Linked DNA regions of Homo sapiens: all the other regions are linked to region 4. A link is a contact called in ENCODE Hi-C or POLR2A ChIA-PET data. All regions are on one chromosome and are shown on one strand. The core of a region is the stretch at or near the end of the contact, and the rest is flanking DNA. Distances in the headings are between cores, read along the strand shown. Region 1 holds the start of PTRH2 (peptidyl-tRNA hydrolase 2). Region 2 overlaps VMP1 (vacuole membrane protein 1). Region 3 overlaps VMP1 (vacuole membrane protein 1). Region 4 overlaps SUPT4H1 (SPT4 homolog, DSIF elongation factor subunit).

What was found. A loop is a pair of places that touch in the nucleus more often than their neighbours do. ChIA-PET counts read pairs that join two places held with the same protein, here RNA polymerase II (POLR2A). Pooled maps may share reads with other maps.
Region 1: a loop to region 4 is called in a map with no recorded cell type, with 7 times the contacts of the local background. The contact joins the promoter of PTRH2 here to the enhancer-like site in region 4. A Hi-C loop is called at or near these places in 1 of 37 single-sample maps with no recorded cell type and 7 of 50 pooled maps. POLR2A ChIA-PET finds 5 or more read pairs at or near these places in 1 of 52 experiments (PC-9).
Region 2: a loop to region 4 is called in a pooled map, with 6 times the contacts of the local background. The contact joins two enhancer-like sites. A Hi-C loop is called at or near these places in 10 of 50 pooled maps. POLR2A ChIA-PET finds 5 or more read pairs at or near these places in 5 of 52 experiments (GM10248, activated CD4-positive, alpha-beta T cell, activated CD4-positive, alpha-beta memory T cell and 1 more).
Region 3: POLR2A ChIA-PET joins it to region 4 with 52 read pairs in activated naive CD4-positive, alpha-beta T cell. The contact joins two enhancer-like sites. A Hi-C loop is called at or near these places in 2 of 168 maps with a recorded cell type or tissue (GM12878 and naive thymus-derived CD4-positive, alpha-beta T cell), 9 of 37 single-sample maps with no recorded cell type and 14 of 50 pooled maps. POLR2A ChIA-PET finds 5 or more read pairs at or near these places in 10 of 52 experiments (GM12878, activated B cell, activated CD4-positive, alpha-beta T cell and 4 more).

Annotation. Positions count from the first base shown.
Region 1 is chr17:59,705,542-59,708,907 of GRCh38, reverse strand. It overlaps PTRH2 (peptidyl-tRNA hydrolase 2), which reads left to right and starts at 1,478. Exons shown (of 2, transcript NM_016077.5): 1 at 1,478-1,537. It overlaps VMP1 (vacuole membrane protein 1), which reads right to left and starts at 1,254. Exons shown (of 12, transcript NM_030938.5): 1 at 1,160-1,254. RefSeq lists enhancers at 1,149-1,208, 1,009-1,664.
Region 2 is chr17:59,785,316-59,788,584 of GRCh38, reverse strand. The region is part of intron 7 of VMP1 (vacuole membrane protein 1); the gene reads right to left. Among named protein-coding and RNA genes, the nearest start is that of MIR21, 54 kb to the left of the region's middle. RefSeq lists an enhancer at 1,665-2,144. Within about 2 kb of position 1,969, at least 30 of the 41 ENCODE cell types and tissues checked have a DNase peak (open chromatin) inside an H3K27ac peak, as active enhancers do.
Region 3 is chr17:59,836,472-59,839,717 of GRCh38, reverse strand. It overlaps VMP1 (vacuole membrane protein 1), which reads right to left. Exons shown (of 12, transcript NM_030938.5): 11 at 1,321-1,423. Among named protein-coding and RNA genes, the nearest start is that of MIR21, 3.2 kb to the left of the region's middle. RefSeq lists enhancers at 869-1,598, 1,104-2,303, 130-2,467, 2,049-2,508. Within about 2 kb of position 1,962, at least 31 of the 41 ENCODE cell types and tissues checked have a DNase peak (open chromatin) inside an H3K27ac peak, as active enhancers do; they include GM12878, where a contact is called at or near this core.
Region 4 is chr17:58,342,242-58,345,767 of GRCh38, reverse strand. SUPT4H1 (SPT4 homolog, DSIF elongation factor subunit) reads left to right here. Exons shown (of 5, transcript NM_003168.3): 5 at 1-590. The region is part of intron 3 of TSPOAP1-AS1 (TSPOAP1, SUPT4H1 and RNF43 antisense RNA 1); the gene reads right to left. Among named protein-coding and RNA genes, the nearest start is that of MIR4736, 8.0 kb to the right of the region's middle. RefSeq lists an enhancer at 1,021-1,550. Within about 2 kb of position 1,252, at least 9 of the 41 ENCODE cell types and tissues checked have a DNase peak (open chromatin) inside an H3K27ac peak, as active enhancers do; they include GM12878, where a contact is called at or near this core.

The DNA of each region.
Region 1 (3,366 bases), core at 229-2,728, 1.4 Mb before region 4:
TTCTACTCGAGAGAGTCACTTCATACCTACACAAATCAGTCACATTTGTCTAGGTACCACCATCCCTCTTCCACAGTAAAAACATAAGCTACAATGCATACAATGATGCCTAGTAAGTAAGTTTCTTCCTTTCATCATCTATGCTAAGAATACACAACTAAAATCAGAGCTAATGACAATACAATTACTAGGTAGTAGCAACTGGAATATTAAATTCTATCATGACAACACCAGAAACACTTGTACAAGCTTCTTCAAATGATCAATGTAATCTGTCCACAAAAATCTCTGACAAGCCCCAAAGTAGAAATGAAAGACGTTAACATTAGGATAAGGAGCGATGCTGCCAAAACACATCAACAGTGGCCAGTCTACGTGTATTATTAGATTTTTACATGGAGTTGCAGGTAAATAAAAGATGATTGTGTAAAATCTTCTGGAGGTCATAAGTAATCTAGCAGTGTGACACAGGGCCACATATGGTTTCTGGAATTTTAGAGATTAAGTCGACCTTCACGTTTTACTGCAAATACCTCCACTGTAATAAGATATAGAGGTCGGGGTTCAGGGGTTTGGAAAGGCAGACAACTCTTTTTCATTAAAGCAGTGAAAAATCTGAGAAGTTCCTCTCCAAGGGCTCTGCGGAGCGAAGGCCCATTCCCTTGGCTACCCTGTACCACCAGAGCTTTAGATGGCACTTGCACGCCTGGATTTCGTTTAGGAGCGAATACATCTAGCATCATGCGCCAGAGGTTCGGGAGAGCAAAAACCAAACTGACAGATCCTGAGAAATAGCTCAGTCATCAGCAGGGAAGACCTTCTCCACTTACTCCAAGGTCCTGGACATCCCGGGACTAAGAGGTTCTCTAAAGAAGCCTAGCAAGGCTTCCAAGTACGCGGAGAGGAGAACGAACAGCCCGGTGTCTGGGTTCAATGTCCGGGTGACCAACCATGAGAAGGTGTCCCAAATAACCTGGCTACCGCCAGCGTGAGACATCCAGGGTGAGACATCCAGTCAGCAGCGTCCTAAAACACTGCTGGAAGTCGGAATCACAGTGCCCCAGATCCGCAATGCCTAAGTGGGAGAGCTCCGGAAGACGCCAAGCTCTGAGGACAGCCTCAGGCTTCGGTCCCCAATTCCCTGAGTTAGTTTACCTACCCGCTCCGACCCCGGCTGCTCCGGATCTCAGGATCCTGGAAGCTGCTCCTTACGGACTCTCACACCCGCCGCTGGGCTCCAGACAACCGGAACCCGCTCACGTCACTTCCGGTCCGGTCCCTCTGCCCCCTGAGACAGCCTCCAGAAGGGATACGTTCCTCCCTCCTTTCGGCGAGCTCGGTTGATCCTCGCGGGATTTCAGTTAGGCTCTTAGTGCGGGCCCTGTGGGTGTGGCAAGAGGAAGAATGACTGCTCGCTTTGTGATTCTTGATCCGGAACTTGTCACCCAGGAACCCCGGAAGAGGTAGCTCACGCGATAGAAACGTGTTCGCTGCCCAGAAGAAGGGAAGGCGCGAGTGAGGAAAGGAGGTACTGTAGGTAGGTTGGTTGGCTCCTTACAGGGCGAAGGAGACCAATATCATTATTCATTTTCTCGCCAGTAGGAACGTTTCTTTTCACCTCGTTGCATTACCCACCTTCTTCATTTTCTCCTTTATAAACTGTCTTCCGCCCAGGGGCCGCTGAGCCCTCTGTTCCTGTTCTGCGAACCGTCCTTTGGAGGAAAGGAACAGGCTGCTGGGGAGGGGAAGACTCAGAATTTCTAGTTCCCAGCAAAGCCTCCAGGCAGGCAGTATCGATGCGCTCTCTCCGAAATTGATAAAATAGCGAGCAGGCCTCATACCCTCAGCTGGGCACTTATGAATATCCCCAGCGTTTCGAGCTGTCGAGCTCTGCGTGGAAAGAATTGGTTTCTAAGAATATAGTCGAAAATTTGGGGCCGGGCGCGGTGGCTGACGCCTGTAATCCCAGCACTTTGGGAGGCTGATGTGGGCGGATCACCTGAGGTCAGAAGTTCGAGACCATCCTGGCCAACATGGCGAAAACCCATCTATACTAAAAATACAAAAATTAGCCGGCGTGGTGGCGCGTGCCTGTAATCCCAGCTACTCGGGAGGCTGAGGCAGGAGAATGACTTGAACTCGGGAGGCGGAGGTTGCAGTGAGCCGATATCGCTCCATTGCTCTCCAGCCTGGGCGACAGAGTGAGACTTCGTCTCAGAAAAAAAAAAAAAAGAAAGAAAAAATTTCCCCCCTTTTTCACACAAAGAGATTAACTAGAGAGGTATTAATCCTTACTGACATACCCCAGGCACCATACTAGACTCTGGGAATATGTTATACAGGGAAAGTGGGGCAGTGGCTTAAGGGTCAGAGAAGATTTGGGAAAGGTTTGTTTGTTTTTTTCGGTTGTAAACTGCAGACCCGGCGCGGTGGCTCAGCCTGTAATCCAACACTTTGGGAGGCTGAGACAGGAGGATTGCTTGAGCCCAGGAGTTTGAGAACAGCCTGGGCCACATAGGGGGCCACATAGTGAGACCCTGTCTCTTAAAAAAAGATTAACGGGTGGAGCATGGTGCAGAAGGAGGTAATGGGATCAAGAGCACTACTGAAATGGGTTTACTGAGGCAGGGGAATTAGAAGGCACCAAGAAGAAGATTTTATAGGATGTACTTATTTTGTTCTGCTGTCATTGCCCAGAATTATTTATGAGACAAAGAATGGTTATTTGTTTTACCTTAGTCTTAGGCACTAGGCTTATTGATACGCTTGTCGTAAGTGTACAGAAAAAGAGACAGACATGTTGTTTTAGAGGAGTTAGATGATAATCTGATCAGATTAATATGAGATTAGAACATCCTAAAGAACAAAAATATGTGTTAATTTTAGCATTTTTATGATTAGACACTCCATTGAGATATGGGACATAATAAATAAACTTGGTAACTTTTGGAACTTTCACTGTCCTGTTTTTGATCTTATTGGGTTTTTTTTTTTTTTTGGAGACAGGGTTTTGCATTGTTGTCCAGCCTGGGGTGCAGTGGCACGATCATGGCTCACTGCAATTTCCACCTCCCAGCCTGAGGTGTCCTCCTACCTTATCCCCTGAGTAGCTGGGAGTATGGGCATGTGGCACCACATCTGGCTAATTATTTAAATTTTTTGTAAAGATGAGGTCTCACTGGGTTGCCCAGATTGGTTTTGAACTGGACTCGAGATGCTGCTGCCTCGACCTCAAGCAACTCCTTGAGGCCAGGAGTTCCAGACCAGCCTGGGCAACATAGCAAGACCAAGTCCATACAAAAATAAAAAATTTTTAAAAAATCAGGAGGGTGTGGTGGCATGCACCTGTAGTCCCATCTACTTGGA
Region 2 (3,269 bases), core at 720-3,219, 1.4 Mb before region 4:
TGATCCGCTCACCTCGGCCTCCCAAAGTGCTGGGATTACAGGCGTGAGCCACCATGCCCAGCCACAAAACTATTTTCTTTTTTCTTCTTTTTTTTTTGGAGACTGAGTCTCTCTCCATCACCCAGGCTGGAGTGCAGTGGTGGGATCTCGGCTCACTAAAATGTACGCCTCCCGGGTTCAAGCGATTCTCCTGCCTCAGCCTCCTGAGTAGCTGGGACTACCGGAGCTCTCCAACATGCCTGAGTAATTTTTGTATTTTTAGTAGAGACGGTGTTTCACCATCTTGGCCAGGCTGGTCTAGAGCTCCTGACTTTGTGATCCGTCCCCCTCAGCCTCCCAAAGTGCTGGGATTACAGGCCTGAGCCAACGCGCCAAGCCCAAAACTATTTTCTACTCCAATGTGCAAAGCAACCTAACAAGAAAAACCTTAAATATTTATTCTTTTTTTCCCTGCTAATGACTGGACTGCATTAACCTCGTATTTTCATTTGAAAATCATCTTGTTTCAATGATAATTGCTTTGTCATCAAAACAAATAATTTTTTTAAATTTAGTTTGATGACTGACAGCATGGCTAAAACATAAACAATTTCAAACTTCATTATTGTATATTTTTTCCTGTGAGGAATAACTAGCTTCCACATTTTTTAGAATGTTTTTCTTATTTTGTTACAAAAGTGTAAGCCGAATAAAAGAAATTTTTAGGAGGTCGAGTTTAAAAGTTTTCACTAAATTAATTAATTAACTAATTAATTAATTATTTTTGAGACAAAGTTCACTCTGTCACCCAGGCTGGAGTGTAGTGGCACGATCTCGGCTCACTGCATCCTCTGCCTCCCTGGTTCAAGCAATTCTCTTGCCTCAGCCTCCTGAGTAGCAGGATTACAGGCACCTGCCACCATGCCCCACTAATTTTTGTATTTTTAGTAGAGATGGGGTTTCACCATGTTGGCCAAGCTGGTCTCAAACTCCTGACCTCAGGTGATCCACCCGCCTCAGCCTCCCAAAATGCTGGGATTACAGTCGTGAGCCATTGTGCCCAGCCTAAATTTATTTTTTAGATAAGTAAGTCTAGCTAAAGGTGACAAGGCTAAATACAGAAATGCGCATGTAAAAAGAAATGCACTTGGGAATGTATGTTGAGAAGACAAGTTTCCCACTGGCCATTCATTTAACAGCTTGCATCACATTGCAACTATCTTTCCTTGTTGATAATATGGGAATGAGTTAAAGAAATAGAAGAAATTAAAAGGGAGAAAGATTAAAGTCTGCGAGTGAGGTGGCAAAAGAGTTCAAAATAAAGTAAATGCTTCTAGAGAAAGCAAGTAAAAGGGGGCACGAAGAATTCCACTATAAATCATGCTAAGTGTGCTTAGACATCACAACTCCAGAATTACTCTAAGTGCTACCTTTTCTTGATGAACAAAGTGCAAGTAAGTGACCTTTGGTACCGACACCTAACTGTGCGAATAGTCAAAATATCCTGTAACAGAATCCATCAAGACCACTTAAAATTGCTTAATTTTGATGGTACTTTGTGATAAAATCATGAGCCAACTGTGAAAGACTATCTACCAGGCCCGCCTTTTCAAAAACTAAACATTATTGGGTGTGGTTGGTTGATTATGAAAAGAGAAACTACACTAATTCTTGGTAGTTTTGACAACGCCTTTAATGATAAAGAAGTGTGTTTAACATGTGTCTCTCATGTTCACTATGGTAAAGTTGATCAGTTTAACTCTTTGCAAACAAGCAAGAGATCCTGCAAGCAGGAAGCTTTTCTGTGGAACTCCTGACGCAACACAAACCATAACAGTTACTGCAAAGCTTAATGCAAACCCTCTAGAGTCCACGCTGACAAATTCTTTAACAAGCCCTGTGGTTACAGGGAAGCTGGTTTCACTGTGACTCACTCCTGCTCAAACAGTTTACTGGAAATGAAGGGGAGGGGGAATTTTCAGAGAAGTCATGTGATGGCCAGACAAACCACAACCAGTAAAGGTTCATCAGAGTCAAAAACAGGTCCCAGCAACAACTGACACCCAGAGTCTTCAAATGGTACTAAAGTGTATGAAAATGTGTCCTGTTTAGTTTCAGATCATCTACACCATAAACTCTTTCATGAATCTGTGTATGTAAAGGAAAAACTTCACAGCAGGAAAAACCAGCAGGCATTGACATGGTGTAGGCAACTGCAACCGCACACACTTCATAGGAAAATGTGCTTAAAAGAGAATAGCATTAGTGGAATGCCAAAGCACTTTCGTGAGTATTTAAATAATCTTATCAATTCCTTTCCCATAGTCTTTAAACTCAAATGATCAAACACATATTCTATCATTATCAAAAGAATCCTTCACTTTGACCCTATAGTTTGAAAAGGGATGTTCGCTAGATAAATGTCTATTTTGTTTTACTGCATTAAAAAAAAGGCATTGGCCATAAGAATGAGAACTACCATTACAACTAATAAACTGTTTTTTGGTTTTATATTTTCACTAGTAAAATAATGTAAATAACTCAAAACTTCTGAATAGGACAAAGATCCTATTAAGCTAAAAAATAAGATTTTTTTCAGCCTTAAATTTAATAGAAATTAGTAAGGTAAAAGATACTAGTATTAAAACTTAATTTGGGGATTTAGCTTCAACATACAGAGTAGGTAGCAATTATTGATTATTAATTACATTAATTACTATAGTCCTAAATAGAACCTAAAAATGTTCCCTTAAAAAAAGATTAAATTCAGAAACTATAAAATAGCCTTTGAGGAAATATTCAACCTAAAATGGTCGGCAGACTCATGAACGATACTCAACAGAAAGACAAGCTAATTGATATGAAAATAGAGGAAAAAAACTGATATTCTTTTTTATCTTTTTTTTTTTTTTTTTTGAGATGGAATCTCACTCTGTCACCTAGGCTGGAGTGCAGTGGTGTGATCTCAGCTCACTGCAACCTCTGCCTCTCGGGTTCAAGCGATTCTCGTTCCTCAGCCTCCCAAGTAGCTGGGATTACACATGCCTGCCATCATGCCCAGCTAATTTTTGTATTTTTAGTACAAAAAATTTTGTATTTTTACAAGGTTTCACCATGTTGGTCAGGCTGGTCTTTAGCCCCTGACCTCAAATGATCCACCTGCCTTGGCCTCCCAAAGTGCTGGGATTACAGGCATGAGTCATCATGCCAGGCCCCGATATTCTTTGAAAAGGTGAAGTTTTAAGACTTTTACATTTCTGATTTAATTTTAAATTTCCTATTCTGATAGC
Region 3 (3,246 bases), core at 713-3,212, 1.5 Mb before region 4:
GTAGTAAAAAGAGGATCATCTATAATGCTTGAAGTGTGTAACTTACAAAACCTAAAGAATTAAAAATGAAAAGTAAGCAACCCCAACTACTCTGAAATCTCCATTACTCTCCTTTTTACACCCAACTATCAAGATTTCACTTTGTTGGATGTAAAATCAGTGTTGAATCACATAGTTTAGAATGGGATGAGTGTGAGGTTAGCTCTTCTACTAGGACCTAAGAATAAACTCTTTGATTAAACTCAACTCTGAAGTCGCCATGCAGATACTCATGAGTATTGTCAAGACAGTTAAATATTTTTGTTCCAGTATTAGGAGCTGTTTTTAAAACACACAAATGTATCTGTTTCTGATGTCATGTTTGGTCAACTGAGGGCAGCAAAGGTCCATAAGAAGAGTGCAAGGCCATTAAAAAAAACAGTGCTCTGGCCGGGCGCGGTGGCTCACATCTGTAATCCCAGCACTTTGGGAGGCCAAGGCGGGCGGATCATCTGAGGTCAGTTTGAGACCAGCCTGGCTAACACGGTGAAACCCTGTTTCTATTAAAATACAAAAAATTAGCTGGTGTGGTGGCACGTGCCTGGAATCACAGCTACTTGGGAGGCTGAGGCAGGAGAATCGCTTGAACCCGGGAGGCGGAGGTTGCAGTGAGCCAAGATCGCGCCATTGCACTCCAACTTGGGCAACGAGAGCGAAATTCTGTCTCAAAAAAACCCCAAAGAACAAAAAACGAACCAAACAAAACAAAACAAAAAAAACCTGTGCTTCCCTCGAGTTTCCCATTTCAGGTTATTGTTTACTCATCCTCTTCTAGTCATTTCCCTTTGCCTCAGAATCGTTTACAGAAAAGACAGTCTAAGTTTTAAAGTTCAGCTATGGTAAGAGCCTTGGTTTATTAAAAAATTATCATTTTCCCATGGGTGAAAAGAAAAATAGAGTGAAAATCAAAAGGAGATATTCAAGTCACCTCAGTAAGTCTAATACTTTGTTATGCTGTAAGTTTTAACTTTTTAATCCACTTGGGAAGTATATCTACCAATACATCATTTAAGATCAAGGCAACAACTCATTCTATGTAACAGAACCATTACTTTCCATTGGCTCTACCCTTGTTTTTAGGAGAAGATGTACAGAAGTTACACTTTCTAGTCTAAGACAAAGACAAATTTCCCAGTAGAGCATACACAGACGCTCAACTTCTGTCAAGGAACACTGGCAAACCAACTTCACTTATTTGCCTAAAAATGTGAGTGAGAGCTGTGAATGTAATTTCAGCCCGAAACTTCCCAGAGGGGAGAAGAAACCGGATTAAAGTCTTACCTGTGGTGTGCCCATTTCGCTTTTGTGGTGAAGCTTCTGCCGTTGAGCCTCCAGGTACTCCTGAAATGGCTTCTGCAGAGATGGACCTATGCCGGGGACAGCACTGGAAGCAGGGTACAGTAGCCCAAAGAAAAAGACACATTTGGGAAGAAAAGCAGGAAAAACGTTAAAGAAAATGTACTTACCACCTGGACTCAAAAGGCAGGGATTGGATAGGAAGAGGAATAAAATATAAAAATCAGAGAACTGCTGAAATTCTGTGACCCCTTTTTAGTTAAAAAAAAAAAAAAAAAAAAAGAAAATTTACTCCATCTAACAACCCCTTAAAAACCAAAATCTCTCCCACCAACATGTCTGGGAGAAACCAAGAGCTGTAAATCAGAAACCGCTTCCAGCAAAAGAGTTAGTCCTCAGAGTAAGGTCAGCTCAGCTGATACTGTACTCTGGTATGGCACAAAGAATAAAATGAATGACTTCTCAGAAGTCCCACATTTATCACCACTAGTTCCTGTAAGAACTGGTTTGAACCAATTAATAAGGAAATGACTTATGCTTGTGTCATCCCTAGTTAAAAAAGAAACTGCCCGCCCTCTCTCTGACTTGTCCCCTCTTCTCAGAGGGGGCGGTCTTTCTCAATCTAAGTCCTTATTAGGACAATCTGTGCGTCATCCTTATCCAAAAAGAATGCATTAGCAAACTTGGGAGGCACCTCCCACTAGTCAGAAGTCAGTGATTAACAAAGGAACAAAGAAGGAACTATGAACTTTGAATCCTTTCATGGTTTATGGTAGACAGTTTGCACAGAAACTCCAGTACATTAGTAACAGCTTGTTCTGAGATGATTGGGATAGTGATCTTTGATAAATTTATGTACTCGGAGCTCCTTCTTACCCAGAATACATGGAGGCAGTGCTGTTAAACCGGTTTGGCAACTGTAGCTAACAGGCTCCTGTTTTAGACATGCTTGCAGGCGTTTTTAAAAACGGTAGCTTGGGGCAACTTAGAAAAATCAAACATCTCTATTTTCTGTACCTTTTAGTTTCTTACCTGTTACATAGGGCTAAGGAGGTAAATAAGTTCAAACTCTTTCTTAGAGCCAGCCAAAGAGATTCCGATATGTACTTGCAACACTGCCTAATGCTTGTCCTATTAAGTACACTGACTCAAATTCACTTCACTTCACTTTTTTTTTTTTGAGACAGAGTCTCACTCTGTCCCCCAGGCTGGAGTGCAATGGCCTGATCTCGGCTCACTGCAACCTCTACCTCCAGGGTTCAAGTGATTCTCCTGCCTCAGCCTCCCAAGTAGCTGGGATTACAGGCGCTTGTCACCATGCCTGGCTATTTTTTTTTGTATTTTTAGTAGAGATGGGGTTTCACCATCTTTGCCAGGCTGGTCTTGAACTCCTGACCTCGTGATCCCCCTTCCTCGGCCTCCCAAAGTGCTGGGATTACAGGTGTGAGCCACCGCGACTGGCCTTCACTTCTTTTCTAGAACAATTCCTTGCTGCTTTTTATAACAAAAAGCAGGAATAGAAGAGTTTTTGCTATTATATTTTATCAGATGCTAACATATCCCTAACTTCTGGCTGATTCTTTTCTTTAATCCTTTTTATCTATCAGTCACCAAATACTTAATTGATTCCTTTTGCTGGGAAAAAAGCCAAAAAAAAAAAAAACCAAACTGCCCACAAGGAACTTAAAATCATTTATGGGGATTTGGATTCAAAACATAGGCAGATGCGCACACATGTGTGCGCACACACACACACGAACTGATCTGTGAACAAAATAATTTACAATTCAATATTAAAGTTTTTGGTACAGAAGATATATACCGAAGGAATTGGAGGGAGAAAAGAGAGATCAGTGAGGGGTGAAGTTGTTAAAAAGGTCCTCTAGGCCATGTGTGGTGGCTCACGCTTGT
Region 4 (3,526 bases), core at 3-2,502:
CCTTGCTTCCTATCGGAGGGTGCTGATCCAGAGGCTCAGTAACCCCATCAACTTGGTGGCCCTGGTGTCTCACACTTGTATCCTTCTGCCCTCGAGACCTGGCACAGCAGTATCCCTTGAAGAAATCCTGAGGCTTTGTAGAGTGCTCCTTGACCATGTTTAATAATTCTTCCCTCCCCTGCTTGTCTATTTTCTTCTCTTCACGGCTCTTCCTATACCTTAGGCCAGTCTCAAGCACTCACTGGAGACCCTTGGGCCTTGGGCGACCATTGAGTCCTAGTCTCCCTTGTTTGTGCCCCTGTAGGAGGTAGGTCCTTTTCTCCTCCGGCCTAGTAGGGGACCTTGGGTAACATCCCATTTTTCGGCCAAGGTGAGTTGTTTTAGGATAAAAAAATTTACCACAAATTCTCATTTAAATTTCCACAGAAATCCTGTTCGTATCCCCATTTTGATTTCCCTAAGTTCCTTGTTCTCCCTCTAAAAAGAGAATGATTGCACCCTGCCTGTTTACCTCAGGATTGTTGTGATTGTAGAAACGAAGCTATGTGAAAATTATATAAGTATTATAAAGGTGAAATACTTTTGCTCTCCTTTTTGGGCCATTTTTCAATACATAGAATATGTGCACAATCAGCCAAAATAGTAGGGGAAATGCTGAGAACCACAACTGCAGGGTGAGCTGTGCTGTGCTAGGGCAGAGCTGCCTGTGCTAGGGCTTTGTGTCTCAGCCACCTGGTGTTGCTCTTGAGTTGATTTTGCTTGTTACCTGTGGCCTGGAGAGTGTGGGAAGGAGGAGAGATGCGACCTGACTCTGATTAGTTTGTCTACTCCCCTTCCTTGTCCTCACATAGGCCTATGGGAGGGAAACTGGGACTGGCCGGGCTGCTCATGTCCACTATGGTCTTCAAACCAAAACCATTTTCTCTGGTGCCTTCAAGCTCTGAGGGAATGGTCAGATAACCCCAACTCCAAACTGAGTTTCTCAAGGATTTCCCCAGCCCAGCAAACAGAAAGCTCCGTGGGTGGTGATTTCTGTTCAATTTCAACCTGAAAGCAACCCTGCCAGGCTAGAGCTTACGTCCTGGATGGAAGAAGTGCGTTTCAGCAAGTGCCCAGGCTGTGCAGCCAACACCCAACTTTCACTAGCTTCTCAAAAAGTCCCTTGGAAAGCCCCAGCTGCTGTCCTGGGTGTCTGACCCGGACGTGGCTGCTTGGTGAGAATGGAAACAGTTGTGGGGAGGGGAGGCAAGAGGAGCTTGCACAAATAACCACATTCAGGCTGCCTCAGCCCTACACTGAACTGGGCCCTAACTGACAGTCTCACAGGAAGCAAAAGACATAGCATAGGCATTGATGCTTGTGGGGGAAGGGTGGCCTGTTTTCCTTCCTGGACTCTACAGACTGTGCCAAGTGGGCTCTCCCCGGGAGCTGCTGCTGAATTAGCTTTCTTGCTTTCTCTGGTACTTGAACATGCAGGTGGTGCCACTCAGCAACCCAGACAGGCAGAAAGGTGCTGGAGTCCCATCCTCTACTGGGAACCCAAAGAAACTAAGACAAGGACTTGGTTCACAGCTCCCTGGGAGTGGGCGGTCCTGGTACTGCTGCCCTGCTTTCCATGGCTATGAGGGCAGCCATGAGAGCTATGTCCTGCCCCATTGGCCCATTGTGTCTGTCAGAGTTTCAGTCCCGTCCTGGCTGCCGAAGTTCTGAGTGCATAGCATCTTAAGATCTCTCCTTGTCTTGCTCAGTAGTTTGGCTTCTCTCCTGAAGAGCAAGCCTCCTCCCTAGCTCAACAAGGACAGATGCAAGTCAGACAGAGACTAGGAATAGTAGCCAGGCTGCCTTCCCCTTGCCTGCCCTTGCCTCATTCCCTGCTTCCTCCCTGCCACATACTGTGGAATTAGGGTCTCCCAGAACACTGAGGAGCTCAGTGGCAGTGCATTGATAATGCAGCCTCCAGCTCAAGAAAGGACTGGTAGCTGATAGAGCAAGGGTCAGGATGGTCTGGTCTTGGAGGGGAGCAGTTTCACCAGGGTTGGGAACTGAGGCTTTGCTCTTGGTGTGGCTTCTGCCTTGTTACTCCTAGTCTGTCTGCAGCCTGCTACTTGATCCTCAGGTCCCCTCCCTGACATCTGGTCTCTATGAAAGAGGCAGGTAGGTCATGTTTAAGAACAGACTAATAATAACTTTGTCTGGAAGTCTGGTTCATGTTTAGTATCAGTAAAGCCTTTCATGTAAATATTTTTACAGTTGACAAAGGTGCTGGGTGCTGTGGCTCATGCCTCTAATCCCAGCACCTTGGGGAGGTCAAAGCGGGCAGATCACTTTGAACCCAGGAGTGTAAGACCAACCTGGGCAACATGGCAAAAGCCCATCTCTACAAAAAATTAGCTAGGCATGGTGGTGTACACCTGTAGTCCCAGCTACTTGGGAGGCTGAGGTGGGAGGATCCCTTGAGTCTGGGAGTTTGAGGCTGCAGTGAGCCGTGATGGCGCCACTGCACTCCAGCCTGGGGGACAGAGTGAGACCGTGTCTCAGAAAACAACAAAACAAACCCAAATACAGTTGACAAAGGGCTTTCATATCCAGTATCTCATTTGATTCTCACAGAAACCCTGGAACTAGTTAACATCCTTATTTGGTGATGAGGAGACTGAGACTCAAAGAGTTAAAGTGTCTTGACTGGGCACGGTGGCTTATGCCTGTAATCCCAGCACTTTGGGAGGCCAAGGTGGGTGGATCATGAGATCAGGAGTTCAAGACCAGCCTGGCCAAGATGGTGAAACCCCGTCTCTACTAAAAATATAAAAAGTTAGCCAGGTGTGGTGGCGGGCGCCTGTAATCCCAGCTACATGGGAGGCTGAGGCAGGAGAAGTGCTTGAACTCGGGAGGCGGAGGTTGCAGTGAGCCAAGATCGTGCCACTGCACTCCAGCTAGGGTGACAGAGCAAGACTCTGTCTCGGGGTGGGGAAGAAAAGAGTTAAAAGTGTTTTAGCCATAATCAAGTAGTGGAGCCTCAGCTCAAGAAATATAATGTCCACACTAAGTTTAGGGCTACTAACTGTTTGTGACATAGTTGTCCACAAACACAGCAAGTTTTTTTCCCTCCATAAGTGTTCAACAGAACCAGTGTGAGGCATTAGCTTTCTTCTGAGTGAAGTTATTACAACACATTGTCCCTACACGTTGAGCCCACCAACCACTCTAATCCCACCACTCTAGTCCCTAAGTCTAAAATTAGCCAAAGAGATGGAGGCAGTGGGGCAATGGCCCAGGGAGGGGATCCTTGGGATTTACTCAAGGATTCCTGTGCAGAGCATTGGGAAACCAGTCTAGCCCTTCATGAGTTACCCCTGGCTGCATCTTCTATTCCACTCCAGCAGCTCTTACGCACCTGCTGACCTGTGTGCCCCACACCTCCCAACCTCTCTTTTTCCTCCTCACCTCCCTCAATCTGCAGACTGATGATGGCACCGTCACACCCCACTGGAACACTGAGACTTGTGCGATGAAAATACATGTATCT